Regions from separate parts of the Homo sapiens genome. Here all the other regions are linked to region 1. Evidence: chromatin contacts called from ENCODE Hi-C or POLR2A ChIA-PET data. All regions are on one chromosome and are shown on one strand. Each heading gives the region's core, a stretch centred on a gene start or an enhancer-like site at or near the end of the contact. The rest is flanking DNA. Distances are from core to core; before and after follow the strand shown.

Evidence for each region. Hi-C counts contacts between places; a loop is a spot of excess contacts on that map. ChIA-PET counts read pairs that join two places held with the same protein, here RNA polymerase II (POLR2A). Pooled maps may share reads with other maps.
Region 2: a loop to region 1 is called in a pooled map, with 9 times the contacts of the local background. The contact joins the promoter of PDCD1 here to the promoter of RNPEPL1 in region 1. A Hi-C loop is called at or near these places in 1 of 37 single-sample maps with no recorded cell type and 8 of 50 pooled maps. POLR2A ChIA-PET finds 5 or more read pairs at or near these places in 1 of 52 experiments (activated CD8-positive, alpha-beta memory T cell).
Region 3: a map of naive thymus-derived CD4-positive, alpha-beta T cell shows a loop between it and region 1 (9-fold over the local background). The contact joins the promoter of DTYMK here to the promoter of RNPEPL1 in region 1. A Hi-C loop is called at or near these places in 2 of 168 maps with a recorded cell type or tissue (CD4-positive, alpha-beta memory T cell and naive thymus-derived CD4-positive, alpha-beta T cell), 4 of 37 single-sample maps with no recorded cell type and 20 of 50 pooled maps. POLR2A ChIA-PET finds 5 or more read pairs at or near these places in 1 of 52 experiments (PC-9).
Region 4: a map of naive thymus-derived CD4-positive, alpha-beta T cell shows a loop between it and region 1 (5-fold over the local background). The contact joins the enhancer-like site here to the promoter of RNPEPL1 in region 1. A Hi-C loop is called at or near these places in 4 of 168 maps with a recorded cell type or tissue (CD4-positive, alpha-beta T cell, CD8-positive, alpha-beta T cell and naive thymus-derived CD4-positive, alpha-beta T cell), 1 of 37 single-sample maps with no recorded cell type and 8 of 50 pooled maps.

What each region holds. Positions count from the first base shown.
Region 1 is chr2:240,564,458-240,571,212 of GRCh38, reverse strand. It overlaps RNPEPL1 (arginyl aminopeptidase like 1), which reads right to left and starts at 2,729. Exons shown (of 11, transcript NM_018226.6): 1 at 2,099-2,729. The coding sequence starts at 2,626. DUSP28 (dual specificity phosphatase 28) reads right to left here. Exons shown (of 2, transcript NM_001370465.2): 2 at 5,957-6,755. RefSeq lists enhancers at 1,005-1,643, 1,593-1,772, 1,644-2,282, 6,233-6,312, 6,443-6,592 and silencers at 2,043-2,092, 2,333-2,522, 2,663-2,722, 2,753-3,012, 4,523-4,762.
Region 2 is chr2:241,855,059-241,861,813 of GRCh38, reverse strand. It overlaps PDCD1 (programmed cell death 1), which reads left to right and starts at 2,920. Exons shown (of 5, transcript NM_005018.3): 1 at 2,920-3,051. The coding sequence starts at 2,976. It overlaps LOC124908032 (a long non-coding RNA gene), which reads right to left and starts at 2,742. Exons shown (of 2, transcript XR_007088436.1): 1 at 1,737-2,742. It overlaps LOC105373977 (a long non-coding RNA gene), which reads right to left. Exons shown (of 2, transcript XR_924076.2): 2 at 5,538-6,151. RefSeq lists an enhancer at 2,752-3,714.
Region 3 is chr2:241,683,243-241,689,997 of GRCh38, reverse strand. It overlaps DTYMK (deoxythymidylate kinase), which reads left to right and starts at 3,183. Exons shown (of 5, transcript NM_012145.4): 1 at 3,183-3,344; 2 at 4,121-4,229. The coding sequence starts at 3,215. It also overlaps a transcript of ING5 not described here. RefSeq lists silencers at 2,694-3,223, 2,974-3,236, 3,284-3,593.
Region 4 is chr2:241,606,850-241,613,604 of GRCh38, reverse strand. The region is part of intron 2 of THAP4 (THAP domain containing 4); the gene reads left to right. Among named protein-coding and RNA genes, the nearest start is that of THAP4, 27 kb to the left of the region's middle. RefSeq lists enhancers at 2,326-2,846, 3,063-3,563, 3,564-4,065, 4,972-5,141 and a silencer at 3,044-3,613. Within about 2 kb of position 3,269, at least 21 of the 41 ENCODE cell types and tissues checked have a DNase peak (open chromatin) inside an H3K27ac peak, as active enhancers do.

The sequences.
Region 1 (6,755 bases), core at 1,480-3,979:
CCCTGCTGGGCAGCAAGGTAGCACAGGCGTCTCCCATTCCTGCTGAGCCCTGGGCTGCCAGGGTGTTCAGGGCCCACCTGGGGAGCCATTCACAAACGCAGCCTCCCCCTTGGGGGGGGCTGGGACCTGGGAATCTGTATGAAGGAACCTCCCTGCAGGAGTCTCCCCAACCCTTCAGCCTGCACGGCCCCCTCACAACTACTCCTCTCCTGTGGCCTTGCCTCACCCTCCTGAGGCCCTTCTCAGGCTCTGCCCACTCACACCTCTCCCTACTGCCCCATGTCCACCCCACAGCCTCAGTAGCCTGGGTGTCTTCCCAGATACCAGCAGGGCCCACAGCTCCCCACTTGCCCTGAAGTGAGGGGCTGGGGCAGACCCCCAGACAGGACAGGCCCTGCCCCACAGATGGGGCACCAATCCCCGTCAGGGCACCCGGGCACAGGTGCTGATGGGCTGGTGGAAAAGGAACAAGGCTGAAGGGCTCCAGACGCTGCAGGGCAGGAAGAACGCTGTTCTTGCTGGGGTGGGGTGGGGGTGCGGGAATGGGCCCAAGCATCTGCAGCACCTCCAAAAAGCCTCTGGGGGCCTGGGGCCCACTGGCAGGGCCTCCCAGGGAGCTTCCGCTGCATCCTCCCTGGCACAGGGACAGGCTTAGGGATTTGGGCCTGAGTCCCTGGAACATGCAGGAAGAGAAGGGGACTCTACGTGTGGCCCCAGCCCCATGGCGCTCACATACAAAGGTGCATGCCTGAGGTTAGAGTCGAATACTCTGCCTTCTGCAAGTAGGGCGGCTCACAGGCCAGGTGACGCTAGGCCCCCTGTCCACAGCCTGCCAACCCTGACACCACGCAGACTTGGGGGACTATGCCACTCTCCCTGCCCAGAGTACCCAAGGGCCACCCAGTAGGCCATAGGAAGCCAAGAGACAATGGCCACCCTTGCTCACTGGGCCCCGTTCACAGCAGCCTGCTGAGGGCCCTGGTCCGGCCACTCTGCAGGCCAGTGTTGGGCGGACCAGACACGTGGGCTCCAAACACGGATCAAGGCCAAGGAGAAGCCCATCCCTCAGTTCTCACCTGTCATACTGGGAGGCATACTTGCCACCGGTCAGAGCCCTGGAATACCACAGCAGGGGCGGGGCCGGCTAGCCAGCGGCCTGCACACCCACAGGGGTTCTGGGAAAAAGGTGAGGTGGCAGGTCCTGCTTAGGGCTCCTGGGAAATGTACAGGAAGCCCATAGGGGTGCACTGGTCTGGGTTCTTCCTGCCCAGATGTCACCTTGGCTCTTTGTGGCCTGAAGCCTCTCGACCACCTCTCCACCACCCTGTCCATTTATGTGCCGTGACCAGTGACAGCTGGACTTCCCAGCGCCTCCACAGCTGTGTGTGTCTTGCATATGTCGGGTGTCACATGTGTGCCGTCCATACCACCTAGGGATGCAGTATGAACCCCCATGCTGTAGGCAGGAAAGGCCCTGCTCCATCCTGTACACATCCCCACTGGTGGAGGTGGAGGGGGTGCTGCAGCCACAGCGCCAGCCTCAGCCACCTGGCCTTTCTTGCAGAGTCTCTGGAGTGGTGGGTACCCAGTGTGCAAGCCCTGCAGAGCCTATGTGTGTCTATGTTGGGGTCGCGGGGCCCACTGGTCTCAACACTCCACCAGTGCTGGCCAAGGAAGCCCCAAACCGAGCATCACAATCTCCATGGCCCTTTCCTCTGCCTCTGGCTTGGACTCATCTGCACGCACTGGTCACATGGAGGCCCTTCCGCAGCTGACACTCCAGCCCAACCCTTGGTGCCAGGATCCTGCAGATGTACACCTCGGTGGGTGACAGAAGCTGCTCATGTCCCCAGGCAGGGACCAGACACCTGAACGGGAGGCTTCCCGGAGTGACATGCTGTCCCGTGTCCCCGCAGGACTCCGGCTTCTATCCGAGGGTCCTAAGGGCTCACAGGCAACAGCTGGGAATCACCGGGGTGGGGGGAGGGGGGCACCTGTAGGGCGCAGATTCGCGTCCCTCAGCCTGGCCGTGCGGCGAGAGGCCGCTAGCAGCGCCCTGCGGACCGGCCCGCAGCCCCGGCGCCCGCCCCGGACTCACGGCGGGGGCGTCGGTCGAGGTGTACCGCAGGATGACCTGGAAGGGCTGGTGCGCCTGCAGCTCGGGCGGCAGCGTGACGGTGAGCGAGGAGCCGTAGTCGGTGAACGGGTCCACCCTGAAGGCCAGCGGACAGCAGGCGGGCTCGGAGCCGGGCGCCTCGGGGAAGGCGGGCAGCGGGGGCGGCGGCGCGGGCCCCGGCCCGGGGGCGGAGAAGGCGAAGGCGCAGGGCGTCTCGGCGGCGGCGGCGGGGGCGCGACGGAAGGCGGCTGAGTGCAGGCGCAGAGCCGGGTGCGCGTCGAGCACGAGCGCGCGGGGCGCGGGCCGCAGCGCGCACAGCTCGAGCACCAGGCAGCCGGCCAACTCGCGCGCCTCGGGCCGCAGCTCCAGGCCCAGCTGCAGGTGGCGGAGGCGGAAGAGCTGCGCGCTGGAGGCCGAGGCCACGTCCAGGGCGGGCGGCGGCTCGGGCGGCGGGCGGACGGGCGCGGCCTCGGCGCCGGGCGCCTGGCGGCAGCAGCACTGCGCGGCCATGGCCGCCGGCACTAGGTGAAATCCATGGGCGGCGGCCGCGCCGGGCCGCGGGCGAGGGGCGCCGGGCGGCGGCGGCGGCGGGGCGCGGGCACAACAGGAAGTCGCGCCGGGAGCCGCCCGGCCCGGCCCCGCGCCGTGCGCCGCCCCGCTCGGGCTCCGCTCGGCCGCCGCCGGGGGCGCTGTGCGCGGGGCCGGGGCGCGGGGCCGGGGCGCCGGGCGGGGAGGGCCAGGAGCCAGGGGCGCGGGGAGCCGGGGAATCGAGCGCGGCGCGGGGCCGGGGCGCTGTGTTGGGAGCCGAGGCGCGCGGAGCGGGTGAGCAGCACCCCCAGCCCCTCGCTTCCTCCCCGGGCGGCGCCCGGGAGATCCCAGGAGGCGGGATCGCTGCTCCCTCCCAGACACTGCCGGCCAGGCCCCTGGGGCAGCCGCTGAAGGGACCCGGGAACCTTGGGGCCACAGGGGCAGGCTGCTTCCAGGTGTGGTTCGTGTTCCCGAGGAGCGCAGCGTCGCGAACTCAATGTCATCCTTTCATCCGGGGCTACGGGCAGGGCAGGATTCTCCTGGCACCCCTGCCACTCCTCCAAGTCTACAGGTGTGGTCTGTGCTGTGGGCCCTGCGGTGCGAGAAGCGCCGGAGCCTTCACGCAGCGCTGTCAACTACAGCAGCCACCAACCACGTGTGGCCATTTAGATGCGAATTAAATACAGTTAGAAGTTCAGTTCCTTCGTGGCAGGTGGAGTGAGTGAGTGTGTGTGTCTTCCTGGGAGGAGTGGCTAATGGACAAAGCAGGCAGGAATCATTTCCACAATCGCAGAAGTTCCTCTGGGCAGTGCTGGGGACCTCTCATTTGGGAGCCCTGTGCTGGGGTACGAAGGAGGGTCTGGCCCGCCTGTCCCCACCCCATCCGCCAGGTCCACCCTTCCCAACGCCATTCTCTGTGGACCTGGCGAAGGCTGCCCAAGGCTGAGCCTGTCCAGGAGCCTGAGCCCCGAGGGAAGGGGTGCTCGCCTGGCAGAAGCTGCTAGTGAGCTCACAGCGGTTAAATTTTGAGGCTGTGGAATAACAGGGGCCACCATGATGTCGCTGTTGTCATCAAGTAAGAATTCAAATTCCTAGGGACAAGGGGCTTCTGGGGCTGGGGAACTATCCAGGAACCCAGGACACCTCTCTCTTCTGCTCCATTGAGGTGTGGCCGTGCAGGGCTGGACTCGGGTACCGCACTCGACTCAGCGTCAGCCCTGAGTAGTGTTTCCTGTGTCTGGACTCAGTCTCCTCGTTGTGTAACCCTCTGTGTCTACCCTCCTTCCGTGGGGCGGGAAGGAAGGCTGAGAGGGAGAGTGTGCGTTCACGTTTGCGGGACAGAGCACTGAGGCATCATTTCAGTTTTCCCGTAGGACCTCAGGTCCCCACGTGCCCTCTTTAGGGACACGGCCACGATCTTGGGGCACCCATCCCAAACTCACCAGGAACCCCTAGGCTTACACAGTCACTCAGAGGTGTGGATCAGCCTCGCATCCAAGGCTGACAGGGAAGACAGCTGAGATGGGACCCTCCTCACTGCCCCCAGCGCCCTGCCCGGTGGGGCCCTGCAGTGCCAAGGGCAGACTGTTTTCGATGGCACCCCCAGTTCTACGGGGCTCTCCAGAGCCCACCGGGCCATGTTCCTGGCTGGAAGAACCTCAGTTCTGCACACGCGGTGCCACACTAGCTGGGCCTGGCCGTCCGGGGGGCAAGTCACCACAGGGAGCTTGGGGTCTTGCCACCCAGAGCCCCGCATTGGGCTCAGGGAGCAGAGGTTGGGGTCTCGCCCTGGGCACCTCTCCGCGGCCAGTTCTGCACACAGGAGTCCAGAGTTGCTGTGGCACCTCCTCCCCGGGGGCCCAAGGGAGCGCCTCCCACCGCGCACGTATGTGAGGAGCTGCCCTACTGCACCCCATGGAGCGGGAGGCGCGGCTGAGCCGAGGGGGCGGGGTCTGCAACTGAGCCGCGGGAGCCTCTCGCGCCGGCCCCGCCCCGCCCCGCCCCGCCCGAGGAGGCCCCGCCCCCGCCGGCCTGACGCCCCCTGGCGGCGGGAGGCTACGCCGCATGCAGGCCTGGGCAGACACCTCTGACTTCTCTAACCCTGGCAGAGGAGCCTGGACGTCGCGACTGTCAGCCCTGGCTTTCTCCCACAGGAGTTTTCATACTCCAGCTTTTTGGTGATCAGCGCAGTGAAGTGGCTGCGCGGCATCTGCACCCCAGCCTTCCCCTGATGCACCCGAGGGAGGGGTTCCTGGCTTCACCCACTAGGAGGTGGGTGTGGGCATGGAGCGTTTTAGCAGGCTGGGGAGGGCAGCAAAGCTTCCAGGAAGAAGCAGTGTTCAGACAGGGCCGCGCCCAACCCCGACAGAGGACCAGGGAGCTACCAGTTCTCAGATGGAGCTGGTGGGCTAAAAAGGTCTGATGTGACCCACAGGTGTCCTTCAACCTGGCCGGGGCCCTGCTGCCCTTGTCCCCTTGTCACCAGGGCCAGGTCAGCAGGTAAAGGGTGTGCCCTGCCCTGAGGCAAGGGCAGCCGAGGTTTTCATCAGGGTGTTGTGAGCAGGGCTGAGCCGCGGGGGAAACCGCAGACCCAGGTCCTCCCTCCTCTCCAAGCCACTGTTCCTCACCCACTAGTGGCGACCGGCGGCTGCTTCCTTCCGGGTTGATGAAAAGGTTGCATGAGTCATGAGGAGCTTATCTAGAGAGGCCAGCGGCAGGCAAGCCCTCCACAGAGATGGGGACTGCCCTGGGCACCAGCTTGTGATGGGGGCCGCGGTCCACAGCGATGGGTGGTGCCGGCTGGTGACACGGCATAGAGGGGCAGCGACCAACAAGGTGTGGCCTATGCTTGAGGCCCAGGTACACAAGGCGTGGGGAGGGAGAAGGCCCTTCTCACTACCACCCCCACGCTTGGCTGACAAAACCCGTGCTTCCCATCCCCCCAGCTTTGGGCTCTGCCGCATCAGAGATGTTCGGTCCCCAGGTGGGATGCTTTTGCTTAGGAACACAATCGGGTCTCACTGGGAGGGTGGCTCAGACACGGCCCAGCCACGGAAGCATGAGACAACACAGGGCTGGCTCTGGCAGGTGGGCATGAGGCTTTGTGAGGCTTGGGGGCCAGGAAGAGTGGTGCCTCCTACTTCTCTCTGGTGGTGCAGTACAGGTAACGGAGGCCACAGCACCTGTGTGGGCAGCCATGCAGGGCCTGGGGCCTTAAAAATGAAGGATCGAGTCATGCCACCAGGTGAAGGCCATAAGCAGCTTAGGCACTGGCTGAGGGTAGAACATGGAACGAGTATTGGAAAAGGCAGATAAGCACCAACCACAGTATTTTACTCATTGACGCATACAGAATGTAAATACGCGTAGTTGTATATATTAACCAATGACTACGTTATCTGTGATTCACATGTATTACACACATTTTCCTTTTCTTTCCCCACTCCTATTTAAGGAGTGTTGATTCTAGGATAGTCTTTAGGCCACAGGATGTCCAGGAGAGGTGGTGTCTGAACTAGAGAAGGAATCAACATGCTTGGATGCCTCCAGTGGTGGCTTATGGGGTTCCACCCTCACACGGCGGGAGAGGCAGCACCTTGTTGGCTTGACAGTAGCTATGTGACCTTAAGTTGGGGTGCAATGTTGGTGAAACAGAGATCAAAGTAGGAGAGGGGTGCAGATGCTGGAGGCCTCCCGGGTTCCCTCACCAGGCCGTCTGTCAGCACAGCCTCCTTCTCCCCTGCCTGTCACAGGAGGGGCTTCCCATGTTCGGTGCCCAGATGAGACCAGTGAGAGGTCTGGGAGGTGGGAGGAAGGAGATGTACTGTGGCTTCAGCAGCTGGTGGGCAGGAGGCTCTGCTGGCAGCTCCAGGTGCCCTCCACAGCCAGGACATCAGGCAGTGGGGATCTGGGTGGCAGGTCCCTGTGACTCCCCTATGTCTCCTCTCCTGTCCTTGGCTCCCCAGCCTTCTTCTCCCTGCATTCAGTTTCTTTCTGCCCAGTTCCTTAAGTGGTTTAGATTTTCCTGACCAAGGCTTGTTTAATAAGCTGAGCTGACCAGAGGGAGAGGACGGAGCAGATGGTGGTGCAGGGGTCCATGTGGTCTGATGCG
Region 2 (6,755 bases), core at 1,671-4,170, 1.3 Mb before region 1:
GGGGATTTGTGTGTGTGTTGGGGATTCTGTGCATGTTGGGAGTTGTGTGTGAGTTGGGGACAATGTGTACAGAGGATTGTGTGTTGGAAATTTTGTGTGTGCGTTGGGAATTTTGTGTATGTGTTGTGGATTGCGTGTACGTTGGGGATTGTGCATGTTGGGAATTTTGTGTGTGTGTTGAGAATTGTGTGTGAGGGAATTGTGTGTGTTTGAGATTGTGTGTGTATTGGGAATTGTGTGTGTGTTGAGGATTGTGTGTGTTCTGAGGATTGTATGTGTTGGGAATTTTGTGTGTGTGTTGAGGATTGTGTGTGTTGGGGATTCTACGTATGTTGAAAGTTGTGTGTGTGTTGGGATTGTGTGTGTGTTGTGGATTGTGTGTGTTGGGAATTGTGTGTGTGTGTTGAGGATTGTGTGCAGGGGGATTGTGTGTGTTGGAGATTGTATGTGTTGGGAATTTTGTGTGTGTGTTGGGGACTGTGTATGTTTTGGGGATTGTGTGTGTTGGGAATTTTGTGTGTGTGTTGAGGATTGTGTGTGGGGGGATTGTGTGTGTTGGAGATTGTGTGTGTGTTGGGGACTGTGTGTGTGTTGGGGACTGTGTGTGTTGGGGTGTGGTGTGTTGGAAATCGTGTGTTGGGGACACCGTATGTGTTTGGGGGAGGGTGTCAATAAGTGGTCTGGAGTGTGATATTGGGGTGCAGGCTCCATGAGTCCCCACCCCACACCTGAGCCCTGGGACCGCCTATCTGCTTCGGGGTGGGGTCCCAGGACCCTGTAGGTTCAGCCTACTAGTCCAGGCCCAATGCCCAATGCCTGCATCCCTGCAGGCCCTGTGCTCTCCAGGCTCAGACCCCTCGCAGCCCTGCAGACCCTCCCTGGGTCCATGTGTCTCTTTGCAGGTGCTCCAGCGAGTAGCAATGTGGAGAGACCATCAGGCAGCCCTGGCCTCAGTGGCCGCAGTCCCCTGGCTCCACGCTGGGCCCACCCCACCAGGTCTCCTCTCCCATGGCCCAGGGGCCTTCAGTGGGACTGAGAGGAGGAGGGAAGGAGAGTGGGTGACAGGGAAGAACTGCAGGGAGAGAGGAGAGGGGTGGGAGAAGGAGAAGGAAGGAAGGGGTAGGATGGAAGCTGGGTTTCTCCCTGTGCCCGCCCCCTACTCCAGGACATGTGTCCAAGCCCTGGCAGGTGGAATTTTGGGGGCAGGGCCTTGGTGGTGAGGAGACCTTCCAGGGGTCTGATAGCATCTCCCATCTCAGAGCCCACCTCCTGGGCCCAGCCTCCCCTCCAGCCCACACAGTGGCATTCCCAGTCCTCAGAGGACAGCTTCGTCCCACAAAGCTCAGAGCCTTGAGGAAGGCCCACTGCTGCCCTGGAACAGAGACAGCATTCAACAGAGGTTGGAACAAGGCTCTACAGGGCTGGGGGCAGAGGGAGGTTCTGTCCAGAATCTGCCTTCAGGACAAGTACAGCCAGCAGGGGCAGCTTAGCCACTTATCCACTGCCTGGGCGAGGCACAGGGCTATGGAGGCACCTACCAACCAACAGTTCTCCAGCCCCAGAGCCCCAGCCCCTGAGGCACAAGGGTGGGTGTGCCAGGAGACAGTTGCTGCGGGCCACCTTAGCTGTCTGGCAGCACAGTGGGTGCTGCCAGGCTCCCTGGGGGCCCCCCGCCAAGCCCACCTGGCCAGCTGGGCCCCCCCCACCTCCCCACCAAGCCACCCACACAGCCTCACATCTCTGAGACCCGGGAGTGGCCCTTTGTTCATAAACGAGAGCTTCCTCGCCGTGGCCGCGCCTCGCAGACATCATCTTTGATGCTCTTTTTCCACTGTTTCGGTGCTTTAATGTTTTCCCTTCAGAGCCGGGCCGAGTGTCTCTCGGAGCCAGGCAGCCGCGCCAGCTGTCAGGCGGTTTCTAGCCTCGCTTCGGTTATTTTAAGCTGATGAGCCTGACGCATCTCATCACTAATATCAGCAGTTTCATTTCTCCTGTTTTCCATTCGCTGTAATAAAATGCTCAGCACAGAATACAAGGAGATAAGCAAGCCATTTCACAAACGCCGGGCCGCCAGCCAGGCCCAGGCACTGGACCCCCTGAACCACCCCACCCTGGCACGAGTGGGCTGGAGGGCAGGGCCCCGGGGAAGAAGGTCAAGGCTGGAAGGGGAGGTCAGCCTCACAGCCAGCCCCTGCCACCGCCCCAGCCCCCCCGTCAGGCTGTTGCAGGCATCACACGGTGGAAAGATCTGGAACTGTGGCCATGGTGTGAGGCCATCCACAAGGTGGAAGCTTTGAGGGGGAGCCGATTAGCCATGGACAGTTGTCATTCAGTAGGGTCACCTGTGCCCCAGCGAAGGGGGATGGGCCGGGAAGGCAGAGGCCAGGCACCTGCCCCCAGCAGGGGCAGAGGCTGTGGGCAGCCGGGAGGCTCCCAGAGGCTCCGACAGAATGGGAGTGGGGTTGAGCCCACCCCTCACTGCAGCCCAGGAACCTGAGCCCAGAGGGGGCCACCCACCTTCCCCAGGCAGGGAGGCCCGGCCCCCAGGGAGATGGGGGGGATGGGGGAGGAGAAGGGCCTGCCCCCACCCGGCAGCCTCAGGAGGGGCAGCTCGGGCGGGATATGGAAAGAGGCCACAGCAGTGAGCAGAGACACAGAGGAGGAAGGGGCCCTGAGCTGGGGAGACCCCCACGGGGTAGGGCGTGGGGGCCACGGGCCCACCTCCTCCCCATCTCCTCTGTCTCCCTGTCTCTGTCTCTCTCTCCCTCCCCCACCCTCTCCCCAGTCCTACCCCCTCCTCACCCCTCCTCCCCCAGCACTGCCTCTGTCACTCTCGCCCACGTGGATGTGGAGGAAGAGGGGGCGGGAGCAAGGGGCGGGCACCCTCCCTTCAACCTGACCTGGGACAGTTTCCCTTCCGCTCACCTCCGCCTGAGCAGTGGAGAAGGCGGCACTCTGGTGGGGCTGCTCCAGGCATGCAGATCCCACAGGCGCCCTGGCCAGTCGTCTGGGCGGTGCTACAACTGGGCTGGCGGCCAGGATGGTTCTTAGGTAGGTGGGGTCGGCGGTCAGGTGTCCCAGAGCCAGGGGTCTGGAGGGACCTTCCACCCTCAGTCCCTGGCAGGTCGGGGGGTGCTGAGGCGGGCCTGGCCCTGGCAGCCCAGGGGTCCCGGAGCGAGGGGTCTGGAGGGACCTTTCACTCTCAGTCCCTGGCAGGTCGGGGGGTGCTGTGGCAGGCCCAGCCTTGGCCCCCAGCTCTGCCCCTTACCCTGAGCTGTGTGGCTTTGGGCAGCTCGAACTCCTGGGTTCCTCTCTGGGCCCCAACTCCTCCCCTGGCCCAAGTCCCCTCTTTGCTCCTGGGCAGGCAGGACCTCTGTCCCCTCTCAGCCGGTCCTTGGGGCTGCGTGTTTCTGTAGAATGACGGGTCAGGCTGGCCAGAACCCCAAACCTTGGCCGTGGGGAGTCTGCGTGGCGGCTCTGCCTTGCCCAGGCATCCTTGGTCCTCACTCGAGTTTTCCTAAGGATGGGATGAGCCCCATGTGGGACTAACCTTGGCTTTACGACGTCAAAGTTTAGATGAGCTGGTGATATTTTTCTCATTATATCCAAAGTGTACCTGTTCGAGTGAGGACAGTTCTTCTGTCTCCAGGATCCCTCCTGGGTGGGGATTGTGCCCGCCTGGGTCTCTGCCCAGATTCCAGGGCTCTCCCCGAGCCCTGTTCAGACCATCCGTGGGGGAGGCCTTGGCCTCACTCTCCCGGATCGAGGAGAGAGGGAGCCTCTTCCTGGGCTGCCCGTGACCCTGGGCCCTCTGTGTACACTGTGACCACAGCCCGCTCCTGGACCCTCTGTGCCCGGCTGGCCCTCTGTGCCCAGCCAGCCTGCACCTGGGGATGCCAAGGCCTGGGGAGGGTGGTTTCACCCAGGCCAAGCCTAAGACAGTCCCTCTGGGCCCTGCTGGGTACCGGGGTGTGACACCACTGGGAGGACAAGATGAGGGGCACCCCTGGGGCCGCCCTGACACCCCCTCGAGGCTCCTGCCCCGGGGGTCCTGGTGCCCCTTCACTGTGGCAGGCGACTGGGGGTTCCCCACCTCGGCCCCTCTCCCGGGGCCTGCTCCCCGGCACCTGAGGCAGCATCCTTGTCAGGGCCGTGCCTTCCTGCCTCAGCGCCACCTCTTAAGGTTGGCCCGTGGGTCACTCAGGACTCAGAACTGGAGATTCTGGGCAAAAGGCAAAGAGCAAAGGGCCAAAAGGCATCCCAGGGAGACGACTGCGGGGGAACCAGAGGGCAGAGGGGCGCTCGTCACAGGGGAGGGGGAGCTGAGCGAGGCAGGAGGGGAGCCGAGCCTCTCCCCCCGTGTCCCGGCTCTTCAGGCACGCCCTCGGGACGCCACCCTCCCCGACCCAGGCGGGAAAGATAAGAGCAAGGTGTCCGCAGCCTGACACTCGTGCCTCAGGTGCCCGCGCTTGTGCCGGACAAGACTCTCACAGGTGGCATGCCTCGGTTTCCCCACTGGTAACAGCACAGGGCACTCAGCAAGGCGCAGTGGGCATGACTGGGGTCCTGTGGGTCCTGACCCAGATGTGGCCACCCCGGCCGCAGTGGTCTTCATTCCAGGATGCCTCTTTTCCCTCCTGATCTATTCACTGCGTTCGCCATTCGGTCATTCCCGGGGCCACCACTCCCACCTCAGGTGTGTGCTTCCCTTGTGTTTTATGAGATATCCCCAACCCGGCTGCTTATTGGCCCCGTCCGAGGGCAGGAGCATAAATAAGAGCCTCTGCTTTGGCGTGGGACCACTGTGAGCTCCAGTCAGCGCTGCCACTGCTGAGCTCTGGGCCTTCGACAGGACTTGGCCCCTTACTGACTTCTCCGTGTGCTTTGGGTCATGGGTGAGGACGCCTCCTGGCAAGGCTGCGTCCTGAGGATTAAATCGGGTCATCTGTGAAAACTACCCAGCCCAGCCCCTGACACTTTTTTGTTTGTTTCTTTTAGTGACAGGGTCTTGCTCTGTCACCCAGGCTGGAGTGCAGTGGTGTGATCTCGGCTCACTCGACCTCCGGGGCTCAAGCAATTCTCCCACCTCTGCCTCCAGAGTAGCTGGGACTATAGGCACGTGCCACCCTGCCAGGCTAATTTCTTCCATTTTTTTTAGAGACAGGGTCTCGCTATGTTCCCCAGGCTGGGCTCAAATGGTCCTCCCACCTCAGCCTCCCCAAGTACTGGGATTACAGGCATAAGCCACTGCATCTGGCCTCCATGACACATATTTTTAAAGTCTGATTTTTAAAGTCAAACTTTTGAAGTCAGATTTTAAACGGACTATTTTGAAAAATATACAAAAACGTTTAAAAACAATGAATATCCCTCACCTAGAATCAATAACTAAGAATATTGACACATTTGCTTTGGGGACTGGGCGGCTGGAGCTGCCATGACAAAGCTCCGCCGACCGAGTGGCTTTTAAACAGAGCCTGCCCTCTCGCCGACTGAGGGCTGGACGTGCAGGATGGAGCTCCGCAGGGTCGGCTCCCCTGTGCTCTGAGGGGCTCTGCTCAGCCTCTCCCGGCTGTGGCTTAAAAACAGAGCCTGTCCTCCCGCCGTGGGGGGCTGGACATGCAGGACCGAGGGGCCACAGGGTCGGCTCCCTGTGCTCCGAGAGGGCTCTGCTCAGCTTCTCCTGGCTGGGGGGTTTTGTGGCCACCCTCTGTGTTCCTGGGTTCAGAAGCATCCCCCAGGCTCTGCCTTCATCTCTGCACGGGTGACTCTGTACAGGAAGCCAGGCCTGCTGGTCAATGGCCACCCAGCCCTGTGCCCTCATCTTACCTAGTCCCAGCTGCCGTCACCCTATTCCTAATAAGGCCGCCTTCTGAGGTCATGGGGTTAGGACTTCCACATAGGAATCTGTGGGGACACGGTTCGGCCCACAGCCCTTCCCACCTCCACACACACACACGACTGTGAGGAGTTGGAAGACCTCACTCCTCACCCCTGCCAGGTCCTCTAGGGACAAGCTCGCTGTCCTCATCCCAGCACAGCCCGTGGGACGGTTTCCTTGTCCCTAATGGGACCACGGTCAGAGATGCCGGGTCTGGTCTGGGCCAGCAGGTTCCTCCGCCCGGGGCAGGCAGCCTTCTTCTGTGCGCTTCTGGAAAGCAATGTCCTGTAATGCGGTCTCTCTGCGGGAGCACCCCCACCGCCACCTCACAGGCCTGTTCCACAGCCCCGGGATGGGCTCTGTCTCCCTCCTGACCCTGCATAGGGCACAGCCCTCTCTCATCAACCCACGATCCTACGTGGATCCGAGAGGGAGCACCTGGGGAAACAATGGAATCCCATAGAAACACCCCAAATCTAACTTGATCCAGGACCAGCCAGTGGTCACTTCTGAATATTCACCTTCCTAGTAGACACTACCAGCCAAGGGAGGCCAGGAAGCCTTCCTGGAGGAGGTGGCCTGAGGACTGGGGTGAGGCAGGCCCTGCGTGGGGGTCGCCACCCAGCACCCCCACACTGGGTGGGAGCCAGTCTCTGAGACTGGCTGGGGGAGGTGGGAGAGGGGGCTGCTTGAACTGCAGACACCGAGGTCTAGCCCCCACCCCACCCAGCCAGTTGGTGGAGGCAGGGGAGGCCGAGGGGCCCAGCTGGACCTGCTCCCCGGGGTGGATTCCAAAATAGGGGGGTTGGGGGGGGCGGAACAGGAGCCCAGGGTCCTGGCTTGAGGCCCAGTGGCTGAGGGCTGGTGCAAGCCA
Region 3 (6,755 bases), core at 1,934-4,433, 1.1 Mb before region 1:
GCCCCGGGAAGGTGGTCTTCCTTCCTACAATCCCCTTCATCCTCTGGAAGGTGGTCTTCCTTCCTACAATCCCCTTCATCCTCTGGAAGGTGGTCTTCCTTACTACAATCCCCTTCATCCTCTGGAAGGTGGTCTTCCTTACTACAATCCCCTTCATCCTCTGGAAGGCAACAAGATGGAATTTTATAAGGAGACATCAATCAGAAAAAAGGATATTACTTTTATTACTTATCTATGTAAGGGAATAGTAAGTACTATTCTTAGTACTTGTAAGCGTTCGCTAGGTTGTGCTGTGGTAACAAAGGATCCCGAAGTCTCAGTGACTCGAAATCACGATGGTTTACTTCTTGCTGGTGCTGCCCATCAGCTACAACGGCTGTACTTCATGGGCCTTTGTTACAGGATCTGGGGTGAAAAACCAGCCCTCACTGTGCACATGCTGTGTTCATGCTGGGGGCAGAAGGGGAGGGACCAAACCACAAAACACCCTTTAAAGCTTCTGCCTGAACAGGGCACATGACAGCAGACTACTTTACATTACCATTTGGAAGTCTCACCACTAAGCTTGACGTAAAGGAAGAAAGGGTAGGCCAGGTGCAGTGGTTCACGTCTGTAATCCCAGCACTTAGGGAGGCTGACGTGGGCGGATCACCCGAGGTCAGGAATTTGAGACCGGCCTGGCAAACATGGTGAAAACCCATCTCTACTAATACAAAAATTAGCTGGGCGTGGTGGCAGGTGCCTGTAATCTCAGCTACTTGGGAGGTTGATGCAGGAGAATAGGTTGAACCCGGGAAGTGGAGGTTGCAGTGAGCCAAGATCATGCCATTGCACTCCACTCTGGGCCACAAGACAGAAACTCCGTCTCAAAAAAAAAATTAAATTAAAAAATAAATTGGCCGGGCGCAGTGGCTCACGCCTGTAATCTCAGCACTTTGGGAGGCTGAGATGGGCGGATCATGAGGTCAGGAGATCGAGACCATCCTGGCTAACACGGTGAAACCCCGTCTCTACTAAAAAATACAAAAAAAATTAGCCGGGCATGATGGTGGGCACCTGTAGTCCCAGCTAGTGGGGAGGCTGAGGCAGGAGAATGGGATGAACTCGGGAGGTGGAGCTTGCAGTGAGCCAAGATTGCGCCACTGCACTCCAGCCTGGGCAACAGAGCAAGACTCCATCTCAAAAAAATAAAATAAAAATACAAAAATTAGCCGGGCGTGGTGGTGGGCGCCTGTAATCCCAGCTACTCAGGAGGCTGAGGCAGGAGAATAGCTTGAACCCGGGAGGTGGAGGGTGCAGTGAGCTGAGATCGCGCCACTGCACTCCAGCCTGGGGGACAGAGCAGGACTCCGTCTCAAATAAAATAAAAGCAATAAAAGTAAATTAAAAAGGAAGAAAGGGCATAACTGGTAATAACAATATAACCCATATCCTTCCAGAACCCCAAACTGAATTGGGGAGGCTTCAGTCTGGAAAACATAAAGCTACTCTAGGTATGCAATGATAATATAATCGCGAGCTTACACAAATGCTGGGAGTAAAGTCCGGGAAATTGTTGCCAATGACCTCAGCCCAAAGCACTGAAGTGGGTGGTGGTCTCAAGAGCTCATGGGGAAAAAACCAATGCAAACTCAACACTTAGAAAGCTACCAGCAATTTCTTGGTCTACATCAGAGGCAGGTGGTTCTGAAAACAGAACAGCTTTGAATTTCATCTATATTTCTGGCTGAGGGTGCCTCCCAAGAATAATCGCCTCGAAAGGTAAGAGTGCCTCGTCTGGTAGACTGTAATCCAGGGCTACACAGATGATTCTGGGAAATGCAGTTCCTACCATTTCTTCTGCTAAGCAGAGAAAGTGATGTCTAGCTGACAACTGACAATATGGCACATATAGATAGTAGTATTTTAGATATCTAAAATAACAAAAAGTCTCACCTGAGAAATGTCCAGGCAGCCTGATATCCCTAAGATAACAGCAAACACTACTGAGCGCTTTCTAGATACCGGGGACACTTCGCGGGACTTTTTCCACCTCTCTATGGCAGAGACAGTTTTTCCTATTATCATCATGACCCACATTTCAGAGGAGTTGGAGGCATGGAAAGAGGAAACAACTTGCCCGTTCCCTCTCCGTGCTATAATTTGTATACATCATCTTTTAAAACGGACTTTTCGGCCAGGCGCGGTGGCTCACGCCTGTAATCCCAGCACTCTGGGAGGCCGAGGCGGGCAGATCACGAGGTCAGATCAAGACCATCCTGGCTAACACGGTGAAACCCCGTCTCTACTAAAAATACAAAAAATTAGCCGGGCGTCGTGGCGGCCGCCTGCAGTCCCAGCTACTCGGGAGGCTGAGGCAGGAGAATCGCTTGAACCCGGGAGGCGGAGGTTGCAGTGAGCAGAGATCGCGCCACCGCACTCCAGCCTGGGTGACAGAGCGAGACTCTGTCTCAAACAAACAAAAACAACAAAAACACACACACGGACTTTCCAGAGCCCTGCAGTTTTGCGCTTCAGGGACAACAGTGAACATTTATCGATCCCATGGTTCTCCTACAATTGCCACGTGGCCAGCGTCTACACAGCCCCCCATCCTGCCCCTGCTGTCAAACACAGCGTTTCCAGAACGCAGTCGTGCTGGGCTCCAGGTGAGCTTTGGGAGGAGCCCCGGCTGAGCCCCTGCACTGGGCCCCGCGCTTCGGGAAGCATCTCGCTCGTTCGTCTCGCGCGCCGCGTGACCGGAGCCCTCACGCTGGCAGCGGGCACCGCAGGGCCCTGAGAGTCGGGCCCGCTGCGCGCAGCCAGGGGCCAACGAGAGCCGACGCTGGGCGGGCAGCGTCCGGGAGCCCCTCCGACCCTGCGCTCCCCTCGTCCGCGCCCTGACCCCGCGTCTCCGGCCGTCCAGCCCGCGCCGCGTCACCTCCCCTCCCGGAGCGAAGGGCCCTGCTCGCCCGAGGACGGAGGCCCGCACGGGACACGGGGCCCCAGTTTCCGCCCCGGAAGCCCAGGACACGGCTCCAGTGGCGGCGCGGCCCAGGGCGCAGGCGCGGGTGTCGGTCCCACCGCGCGTCGTCCTCGCCCCGGCCCCGGCCAATCCCTTCGAATTTGGCCGAGGCCGGGAAATACTAGCTAATCACGGCGCGCGCTGTTGACGCCGGCCAATGGGAGCTCCGGAAGGCTGCGTGGAGACGCCAGCGGCGGGCGGTGGACAGTCATGGCGGCCCGGCGCGGGGCTCTCATAGTGCTGGAGGGCGTGGACCGCGCCGGGAAGAGCACGCAGAGCCGCAAGCTGGTGGAAGCGCTGTGCGCCGCGGGCCACCGCGCCGAACTGCTCCGGTTCCCGGGTGGGTGCGCGCGGCGGGGGGTGCGCCGCGGCCTTCGGTGCCTCTGCCTTCCCAGGGGCTCTTTGCTCCGCTTCGTTGTCTGCGGCTGGCGTGCTGTGAACTGTGCGGTTTTTATTTTGAAAGACGGGCTTTCCCTGTGTCGCCCAGGCTGGAGTGCAGTGGCGCCATCTCGGCCCACGGCAGCCTGGACCTCCCGGGCTCAAGCGATCCTCCCGCCTCAGCCTCCCGGGTAGCCGGGAACATAGGCGCGCGCCACCGCGCCCGGTCCACGCTGCGTGTCTTTAAGTGCGGGGTATGGTGATGACTGACGTGTAAACCCGCGCGAAACCGTGGTGTCTCCCCCAAAAGTCTCCTCCAGCTCTTTTGTAATCCATGTCTCGTTTTTGTGGGTTTTTCTGGTGTTGTGTTTTGTTTGATGGCTGTTCGCGCTTTCAGGGGTTTTATAGCATATATTTAAAAGTTTTCAAGTGAAGCATTGACCTTAATCTTTGGCCACCCAGTCCACAAATTTTATAAATGCTTTCTTTGAAGTCTCTACTTTCTACCCGAGTTCTTTTTTCCTAAAGCATTTTTCATCCCAGCTTGTTTGCAGATTGCTGTTATTGCTCAGAGAAATTCCTTTGGCTTCCGCAGAAGATCCAAGCCTGTCTAGAGATTTAGTAAAGTAAAATTCAACGTGAGACTTGAGTCCGGGAGAAATTCAGTCCAAACTATATTGTAATATAGAGGGAAAGCCTGATCTCACTTGCATTTTGTGTGTTTCTCTTTTTTTCTAGAAAGATCAACTGAAATCGGCAAACTTCTGAGTTCCTACTTGCAAAAGAAAAGTGACGTGGAGGATCACTCGGTGCACCTGCTTTTTTCTGCAAATCGCTGGGAACAAGTGTAAAAACCATTGCACACTGCTCCCTCTGCCCTTGCCACTTTCCTTCCTCCTGAGATTCAGTGAACGCAGCACTCGATTCTGAATGACAGTGACAGTAGTGCTGGGCCTGATGTTCTTCTGTTTAGCAGTCCTGTGGGCAGAGGTGGTGAAGCGCCCTAGTTCCCAAAGGGCGCTAATGAATGCTGTTTCGTCCTCCTGCTCCCCACACCCCATAACTAATAGACTTCAGTTTTTCGGGTTTTTTTAGACGGAGTTCCGCTCTGTCGCCAGGCAGAGGTGTGATCTCGGCTCACTGCAACCTCCGCCTCCCAGGTTCAAGCGATTCTCCTGCGTCAGCCTCCCGAGTAGCTGGGACTACAGGCGCGCCCCAGCATGCTCAGCTAATTTTTGCAATTTTAATTTACTTTATTTTTAAATTTAATTTTTGTATTTTTAGTAGAGACAGGGTTTCACCATGTTGGCCAGGATGGTCTCTCTTGACCTTGTGATCCACTCGCCTCGGCCTCCCAAAGTTCTGGGATTACGCAGGTGTGAGCCACCGTACCTGGCCCTTTTTTTTTTATTTTTAAGACAAGGTATTGCTCTGTGGCCCAGGCTGGAGTGCAGTGGCACCCGATCATGGCTCACTGCAGCCTCAACTTCCTAGGCTCAAGCAGTCCTCCCACCTCAGCATCCTGAGTAGCTTAGGGCCATAGGGGCATGCTACCAAGCCCGGCTAATTTTTTTTTTTTTTTTTAATGTAGAGTCAAGGTCTCACCATATCACGCCCAGGCTGGTCTCAAACCCCTGGCCTCATAGACTTAATGTTTTAAAGATAGCTTTAGGTATATAGAAAAACTGATCAAAAAGTAGAGTATGTAGAGCGCTCCCTACATACTACCCCTGCCTTCCCCCCTTCCCCATTATTTATGTGCTGTGTTATGTTACATTTGTTAAAATTGATAACCAATATTGATACATTAGTAACTGAGTTTATATGAACTCTCCTACCACCTTTTTTTGTTTTACATCATTGTAGTAGGTTTCCTCTTCATTCAACACTTAATGTTGATGTGTGTTCTTTCAATGTTTTTATTTACATTTATATACATATGTAGAAACTACTATAGTTAGAATTTTGTTTTTTAACATAAATGAGGTCATACCATACAAATTATTTGGCAGCTTTCTTTCTAACTCTGCCTTACAGATTTCTGCACTTACAGATCCCCTAACTCTGCCCTTCTCATTCTCTTTAATTGTCGTCGCATTGTCTCTAGAACCACGGTACGTGTAGCCAGTTCCCTGCTGGTGAATCTTCAGTGGTTCCTCATCATCCGTGTTACATGAAACACTGCATTACTCTCCTCCGGCTTAGCTTTGTGTCTTGCTTGGAAAGGCTGTCCCCACTCCAAGTCTTAAATGAAAATGAGACCATTTTTAATAATCTTTTTAACACATCTAGAATTTATGGAGGCAATTGTTCTTCTGATTTTGCTTTTTGTGGCTTTGTAGAAAAGTGATGAAACACGTATATGCCCAATTTAAAATGAAGAATAATCCTGATTTTACTTTTTAGATAATAATCTTATCCCAGGTACCCAGGGCTACGTCTCTTGTGTCCATCTATTCTCCTACAGGTTACTTGTTTCCCTAATAGATATTTAAGTTTCCTCTATGTCTAACTGTGGCTTGATAGTTTTTTTTTGTTGTTTTGTTTTGGTTTTTTTTGAGACAAGAGTCTCGTTGTGTTGCTCAGGTTGGAGTGCAGTGGCTCAGTCTCGGCTCACTGCAACCGCCGCCTCCCGGGTTCAAGCATTTCTCCTGCCTCAGCCTCCTGAGTAGCTGGGATTACAGGCGCGTACGACCATGCACAGCTAATTTTTATGTTTTAGTAGAGACAGGGTTTCACCATGTTGGCCAGGGTGGTCTTGAACTCCTGACCTCAAGTGATCCTCCCACGTCGGCCTCCCACAGTGCTGGGATTACAGGCATGAGCCACCATGCCCGACCAATAGTTCATGTCTTTTTTGCCCTAATTAATAGTCCCTTGTTTGGATGTACCATAGTTCATTACCTACTAAAGGACATCTTTGTTGCTTCCAAGTTTTGGCAGTTATAAATCTGTTATAAACATCCTGGTGCAGGATTTTGTGTGGTCATAAGCTTTCACTTCTTTTGGGTAAATGCCAGGGAGCACCACTGCTTTAATATGTGGTAAGACTATTAATTTTTGTGAAGAACTGCTAAACCATGGGTATCCAGTCTTTTGGCTTCCCTGGGCCACATTGGAAGAAATGTCTTGGGCCACGCATAAAATACACTAACAATTGCTGATGAGCTTAAAAAAAAAAATCTCGTAACGTTTTGAGAAAGCTTAACAAATTTGTGTTGGGCTGCATGCAGCCTGCGGGCCTTGGGTTGGACAAGCTTGTGGTGAACTGTCTTCCAAAGTGGCTGCAGCATCTTGCATTCTCACCAGCAGTGAACAAGGGTTGCTATTGCTCCAGACCCTCACCAGCATTTGGTGTTGTCAGTGTTTGGAT
Region 4 (6,755 bases), core at 2,020-4,519, 1.0 Mb before region 1:
TTTTTGTAGTTCTGGTAGAGACAGTGTTTTGCTATGTTGCCTGGGCTGGTCTCAAACTCCTGAGCTCAGGCAATCCACCCTCCTCGGCCTCCCAAAGGGCTGGGATTACAGATATGAGCCACTGCAACCGGCCCAGTTTTTAAAATGAAATCTTCCACTGCTACTTCATTTGTAAGCCTCTGTGGTGTCAGCTCTCAGGGACAAGACCAGTGGGGAGTTCTGCCCCTTCAAGGGTCCTATGAGTTGAGTGTCATGCCTGTACGACCAGGCATCTACCACCTATAACCAGTTTTTTTTTGTTGTTTCTATAACCGCTTTTTTTTTTTTTTTGGCTTAGTACATTCAGTGTTTACGGAGGTTTCTTTCCGCATCATTTCCCTATTGTCTCCTGATGACATCCAGCTGCTGGTAATGTCCTCAGGGAGAAGACATAGAAACAAAGCTCCTTGGGTGCCAAGGGTTGAAAACTCCATTCCTGCACTGTCGAAAAGGTCTAGAGAGTGAGTCTCTTATGTAGTTTAATATTTTCTAATAGCTACATTAAAAAGGTAAAAAGAAACAAGTGAAATCGATTTTAATAATATATTTTATTTAACCCGATATTATCTAAAAATTATTTCAACAGGCAACCACCCATACTATAAGATTATTGAATTATTTGAAGACTTTTTGGACTGAGTTTTCGGAATCTAGTTTGTAGCTCGCACTCACTGCACGTGTCAGTGAGCCAGCTCACGCGCCTGCAATCTGGAAGGATCGCTGTGGCCAGCCGTAGCATCCTTGCCACTCACCTTCCCTCCTCATGCGCCTTCTACGTGTGACTCTAGCGTCTTCTGCCACAGAACGCAGCTGTGGAGAAACACTGACCCACGTTCTGTCTCTGTAGATGTGTGTGTTCTGCACCTTTCACAGAAATGGAATTGCAGAATATGTGCTCTTTTGAGCCTGATTGCTTTCATATGGTGTGTTGTCAAGGGCCATTTGAATTGCAGCTTATATTAGTGCTTCATTTTTATGGCCAAATAACATTCCATTGTCTGGATATACTGCAGTTTGTTTACTCATTGGTTGACGGACATCTGTGTTGTTTCCACTTTGGGGCTGTTGGGAATGGTGCTGCTGTAAACATTCATGGGCAGCGTCCTGTGGGGACAGGTGTGTCATTTCTGCTGGGAGTGCATGTCTCCAGGAGTGGCAGTCCTGGGCCACTGCTCCACACTTAACCTCTCAGGCACATGCCAGATGGTCTTCACTAGGCTGTGCCAGTTCACGTCCCCATCAGCAGTGTGCCAGGCGTTCCCGTCCTTCTAACTTTGTTTCCATTTCTCTATCTTTTGTCTTTTTTTTTAACTCATTTCTGTCCTCTGTGTTCCGCTGTGTTTCCCGGTGTTTGTTTCTCCCTGTGCTGCTTCCAATCTCCACTTCATTTGGGTGGTGGCTTGATTTTTTTTCTTTTACTTTCTCGACTTCTGCCAGGTCATGTTTCACCTTCTCCTCTTTCCTTGCCGTTTCTCTCCTGAGTTCTTACATGTTTAGTTAGTGGTCTTTCTTCATGGAGCAGCTTCATTCAACTACTCGGGAGGCTGAGGCGGGAGAATCACTTGAGCCCCAGTGGTCTAGGCCGCAGTGAACCGTATTCATGCCACTGCACTCCAGCCTGGGTGACTGAGCAAGACCCTTTCTCTTAGTTTCACCTTTGCCCCATCAACATTTTGCAGTTTGTATGTTTTGCTGCTCTTGTTCACACTTGGTGTCTTGTCACCTTTTGTCCATCTCTGAACTCAGGCAGTGTCTTAGAGTCCATTAGTCCATTGCTGGAGAAGCAGAAGGTCTTCAGGAGCAGCATGCCTTTCTTTCTTAATTTTTTTTTTTTTTTTTTTGGAGACAGAGTCTCACCCTGTCACCCAGGCTGGAGTGCAGTGGCACAATCTCGGCTCACTGCAACCTGTGCCTCCGGGGTTCATGCCATTCTCCTGCCTCAGCCTCCCTAGTAGCTGGTACTACAGGCACCCGCCACCACGCCCGGCTAGTTTTTTATATTTTTAGTAGAGATGGGATTTCACCATGTTGGCCAGGCTGGTCTCGAACTCCTGACCTCAGATGATCCACCCGCCTTGGCCTCCCAAAGTGCTGGGATTATAGGCGTGAGCCACTGCGTCCAGCCGGCAGCACCCCTTTCTTTCGGAGTGGCGCATTACTTCTCTATGGCGGGTGGTGGGTAACCCTGCATGGAGGCCAGCCTGGGCCTTCAGCACCTGGGCGAACACCTGGGGTGTCCTGGGCAGACGCGTGGGGTGCCCTGGGCCTGCTGTTTGCAGGAGCTCCCTGTGGCAGAGCGGGGGCCAGAAGAGCCTCCAGGCTTCCCAAGTCCAGGGCTCCCCACTCCGCCCCAGGCCTCTGAGCCAGGCCAGACCCTGAGGCTTCTCAGGGGCCACCCCCCCAGCTCCCAGAGGCCCCTCCTGTCCTCCAGCGAGGCACTGACCCACCACTTCTCACAGCATCCGTATGTGTGTTTTGGTGGCTGTGGGTTGTATCTGTGACCTATTTTCCCTCAAAATCAAGTTCAGGGAAAAGGTTTTTTCGTTATTTTTGTTTTTTTTAATTCTTGGGAGGGAAGGTGATAATATTGTTACTTACCTGAGAGTCCCCCTCGGAGACCCCCAGAAGCTGGTTTTAAGGGAAGAAAGAGTAAGATCCCTTTCTGTGTCTCTGTCTCTGGCCCCGTCTCTGGCCCCATCCCCGTGTCTCTCTGGCCCTGTCTCTCTGTCTCTGTGTCTCTGTCCCCGTCCCGTCTCTCGCTGTCCCTGGCTCTGTCCGTCTTTCTTCCCCATTTAAGGAGCGCCTCCTCTCCGGTCCCCTCTGAGGAGCGCTGGATGGAGGACAGGGCCTCCCGGAGAGGACTCCACGGTGGGTGGTGGGAGGGAAAGACCAGGGGGAGGCAGAGGCTGCCGGTGAGAGGCGTCTGCCAAGTAGATGAGGGGCCGGGAGAAGACCCCGTGGCTGGGGAAGCAGGAGTGGGGAGGGCGGGGCCTCCGGGCCGAGGGGCGCGGTCGCTGTGGTCTGTGGAGGGGCTGGCGAGGCTCCCGCCTCTGCTCTTGCTGGAGCTCTTGAGTGAGCCCTGTGACGCCTGCTAGGTGAGGTGGCAGCCAGTGAGCGCGCCCCACCGCCCAGCGCCGCCCAGCCTCCGCCCTGACTCCTCTGCCGCTCCCCAAACAGGGCGCGGTGGCGTGACCCTGGCGCTGGGGGGCGAGCGCGGCCCTCCCGGTCCCGCAGGCGCAAGAGAGGGCGGAGATGCGGCGCCTGAGGCGGGGCTGCGCTTCCGGGGCGGGGCCGGCGGAGGCTGGAGGGGGCCGCCCGGGAGCAGAGGCAGGACTTGCGGCGCGTGCCCCTCACCCTAGCCCGGGGCTGTCCTGCCTCGTGGGGAGTGTGAAGGCCATGCCCGGCGCCGCGGCCCTGGTGCCCCTGTTCCACTGGGACCCTGGGGGGCGCCGCCAGGCCCCTTGGCCTCTTCCTCGGGGCCCTCGGGACCCAGGGGCCGGTGGTGGCCGTGCCGGGGACTCGGGCGTGAGGGGTGGAGATCGCGGCCCCGGTGCAGCAGCTCAGAACCTGGACTCTGGATCGCTGCTCCCCAGCGCCCGGGGTGCCGCTTCCCACAGGGTTCAGCTCCCATGCAGGCTGCGCTCACCAGTGGAAGTGGGTCCACCCGGTCCCAGGAGAGCCAGAGCCCCGTGGCAGTCGCTGTGGGGTGTGCTCCGCACAGGCCAGAGAGCCGGCCCAAAAACCTGAGGTTTGCAAAGCCTCTTTCTTTCTTTTTTTTTTTTTGAGAAAACGTCTCTGTCGCCCAGGCTGGAGAGCAGTGACACGACCTCGGCTCACTGCAACCTCCGCCTCCCGGGTTCAAGCAATTCTTGTACCTCAGCCTCCCGAGTAACTGGGATTACAGGCGTGTGCCACCACGCCCGGCTAATTTTTGTATTTTTAATAGAGACAGCGTTTCACCACGTTGGCCACGCTGGTCTCAAACTCCTGACCTGAGGTGATCTGCCCGTCTCGGCATCCCAAAGTGCTGGGATTACAGGTTCAGTGAGCCATTGCGCCCGGCCCAAAGCCTCTTTCTTTTCAGTGCTGAGCTGGATAAAGTCTACCAAACTGAAAGGTCTCCAAGGCTATAGCTGGCTGTCTGAGAAATTATGGTGTTTGTTTAGCCCATCTTAGGACTTGGGCTATCCCAGGTGACTGAGTTTTGCTGTTTCACACCTCCCAAGGTTCTTCTCATTCTTCCTTTTCTCCATTAATGGTAACTTGTCTTCTCAATTGCTCAGGCCAGAAACCTCCGTTACCATCTTTTCTTACGTGTTTCACATCCAAACCATCAGCACATCCGGGTGGCTCTGCCTTCAAGATAGATCCAGAAGCTAGGTCCTTTCCACTGCCTCCACCACGGCCACCTGGCCCAGGCCACCCTCCTCTGCCACAAGGGTTTTTGCCATTGCCCTCCCTGGCTTCCTGTGGTTGCAGTCAGAGACCTCGTCCCTCCCACTCAGCCTTCTCGAGGGCTTCTGTCTGCTCAGAGTCAAGGTCACGGCCCTTCCGAGGGGTGAGGATCTCCTTCCCCTGGCCACACTGGCCTCCTGTTCCTCTCCAGCAAGACCAGGCCTACGTACCCAGGACCTCCGTCTCTGGCACTTCCACCTGGTCTGCTCTTCTCCAGGGTAGCTGCAGGGACCCTGATCCCCTGCCTGGTCTGTGCACACTTCTCAGGGAGGGTGTCCTTGTCCCTTTTGGGTAGGTTTTCACAGTGCCCCAACAGCCCTGTCTCCCTTTCTGCCTCATCTCCTAATGTACATTCAGTTCTGCATCATTCACTCATTTCTTGTGTATTGTCTGCCCTCGCTAGGATGTATGCTCCGTAGGGATGTATGACTGTTCCGTCAGCTTCTCCCTGGAAGAGTGTCCAGCACGTTGAATGATGAAAGAATTGATCAGCTATGATAGATCACAAGCCTCGTTCCAGAGGCCACACATTGGATTCAGAAGCTTCTATTCCTTATCTCCGTGAAAGATTGCAACGAAAATCTTGATTTAAAAATTCTCTTATTGTCTAATTAGGAAAGTTTTATTGAAGTCCAAATATTCCCATCCTCACCTTCCCACTTTTCACCGGGAGTCTGAGGAGGAAATACTGATATAAAAAATTTTTAAATCATCATTTAAGAAAAACAAAAAAGGAAATACTGAAAGACCACAGGCCAGTCTGGAAAAGGAGCGGACTCTCCCACTCTCCTGCTTCAGGTCACCTATGTTTGCCCTGTGCAGCCAGCAGGCAGAGTGCTCATTACCTGCTCTCCACCCTCGGTTCTCACTCTGGGCCCCAGGGCTCGGCCACTGGGCCAGGCCACATGTGCGGCCCTCCTTGGTTCCAAGCTGTTCTTGGACGTGGTCTCCTCCACCCCCAGAGCCTTTGCTTTCCTTTCCCCCGATCTTCTTTTCCCAGACTTCCTGGAATTTATAATCCAAAGGTTGTGTAATTTCAGAAGCTGCGATGGTTCCAAGAACTCCTGTCCCCGTCAGTCCGTCTTCTGCTTGCGCGGGCCTGGAGGAGACACTGGGGGTCAGTCCTGATCCCGTCCCCATCAGTCTGTCTTCTGCTTTTGCGGGCCTGGAGGAGACGCCGGGGGTCAGTCCTGATCCTGTCCCCGTCAGCTGTCTTCTGCTTGCGCGGGCCTGGAGGAGACACTGGGGGTCAGTCCAATCCTGTCCCCATCAGTCCGTCTTCTGCTTGCGCGGGCCTGGAGGAGACACTGGGCATCAGTCCGATCCTGTCCCCGTCAGTCCGTCTTCTGCTTGCGCGGGCCTGGAGGAGACACTGGGGGTCAGTCCTGATCCTGTCCCCGTCAGTCCGTCTTCTGCTTGCGCGGGCCTGGAGGAGACGCCGGGGGTCAGTCCTGATGTGCAGGCCGGTCTCTGTGCTTGGGCATCTTTGGGCTCCGTAGATGAGGCTTGTGCGGCCACAGAGCTGCTTCTGTCCCTGCTGCTGCTCCTGGGTGTCAGTGTCCGTTCTGTCAATTGAAGCACTGAGACTTGAGGGTTAAGCAGGCCTGGGAAGCAGGTCTTTGGGATTGCCTCTGGGGATCAGTCCTTCTCTTCCAGCGCCCCTGATGGGTAGCATGCAGTGGGGCTTTCCTGTGGTCCCCGCACAGGTCTCCCTTAGAAAATGAGTAAGAGCAGGGCCCGTGCATCCAGCCAGGGTGAGGGTCATGTGAGTGAATCCTGAAAAGCCGCTCGGGAGCACCCAGTCCTTGCTGAGCGAGGCAGGAAGCAGGGGTCCCTTTGAGTTCGCCCAGCAGAACAGCCAACCCAGCGGCCCCTCCCTGCTGTCCTGTCACTGCACCCCCACCTCTGAGTTCCAGGCCTGTGGTGTCATCCTTCACACTTAGTGGGATGAGAGACTGAACCCCACAGGAGACCTTCTAAAGGGGTCTCCTGGCCACTACACAGGCTGCTGTGAAGCCCCAGCCCCTCCTCAGGGAAGCGGGGTCTTACTTCCCTTTTAAACCCCGCCTGCCCCTGGGCCCTCACACTCTGGCTGCTCCGAGACCCTGCATCCCCTTTCATTTTCTCCCTGATGCTCTTTGTCTCCTTCACACACTCTTCACGCCAGGGCACCGTGCCTCCCGTGTGAGCTGCTTTCAGCCTTGCTGTAGGACATGGAGGACCCCTGAGCTATTTGGGGTCACAAGGAAGCTGTTAGTATG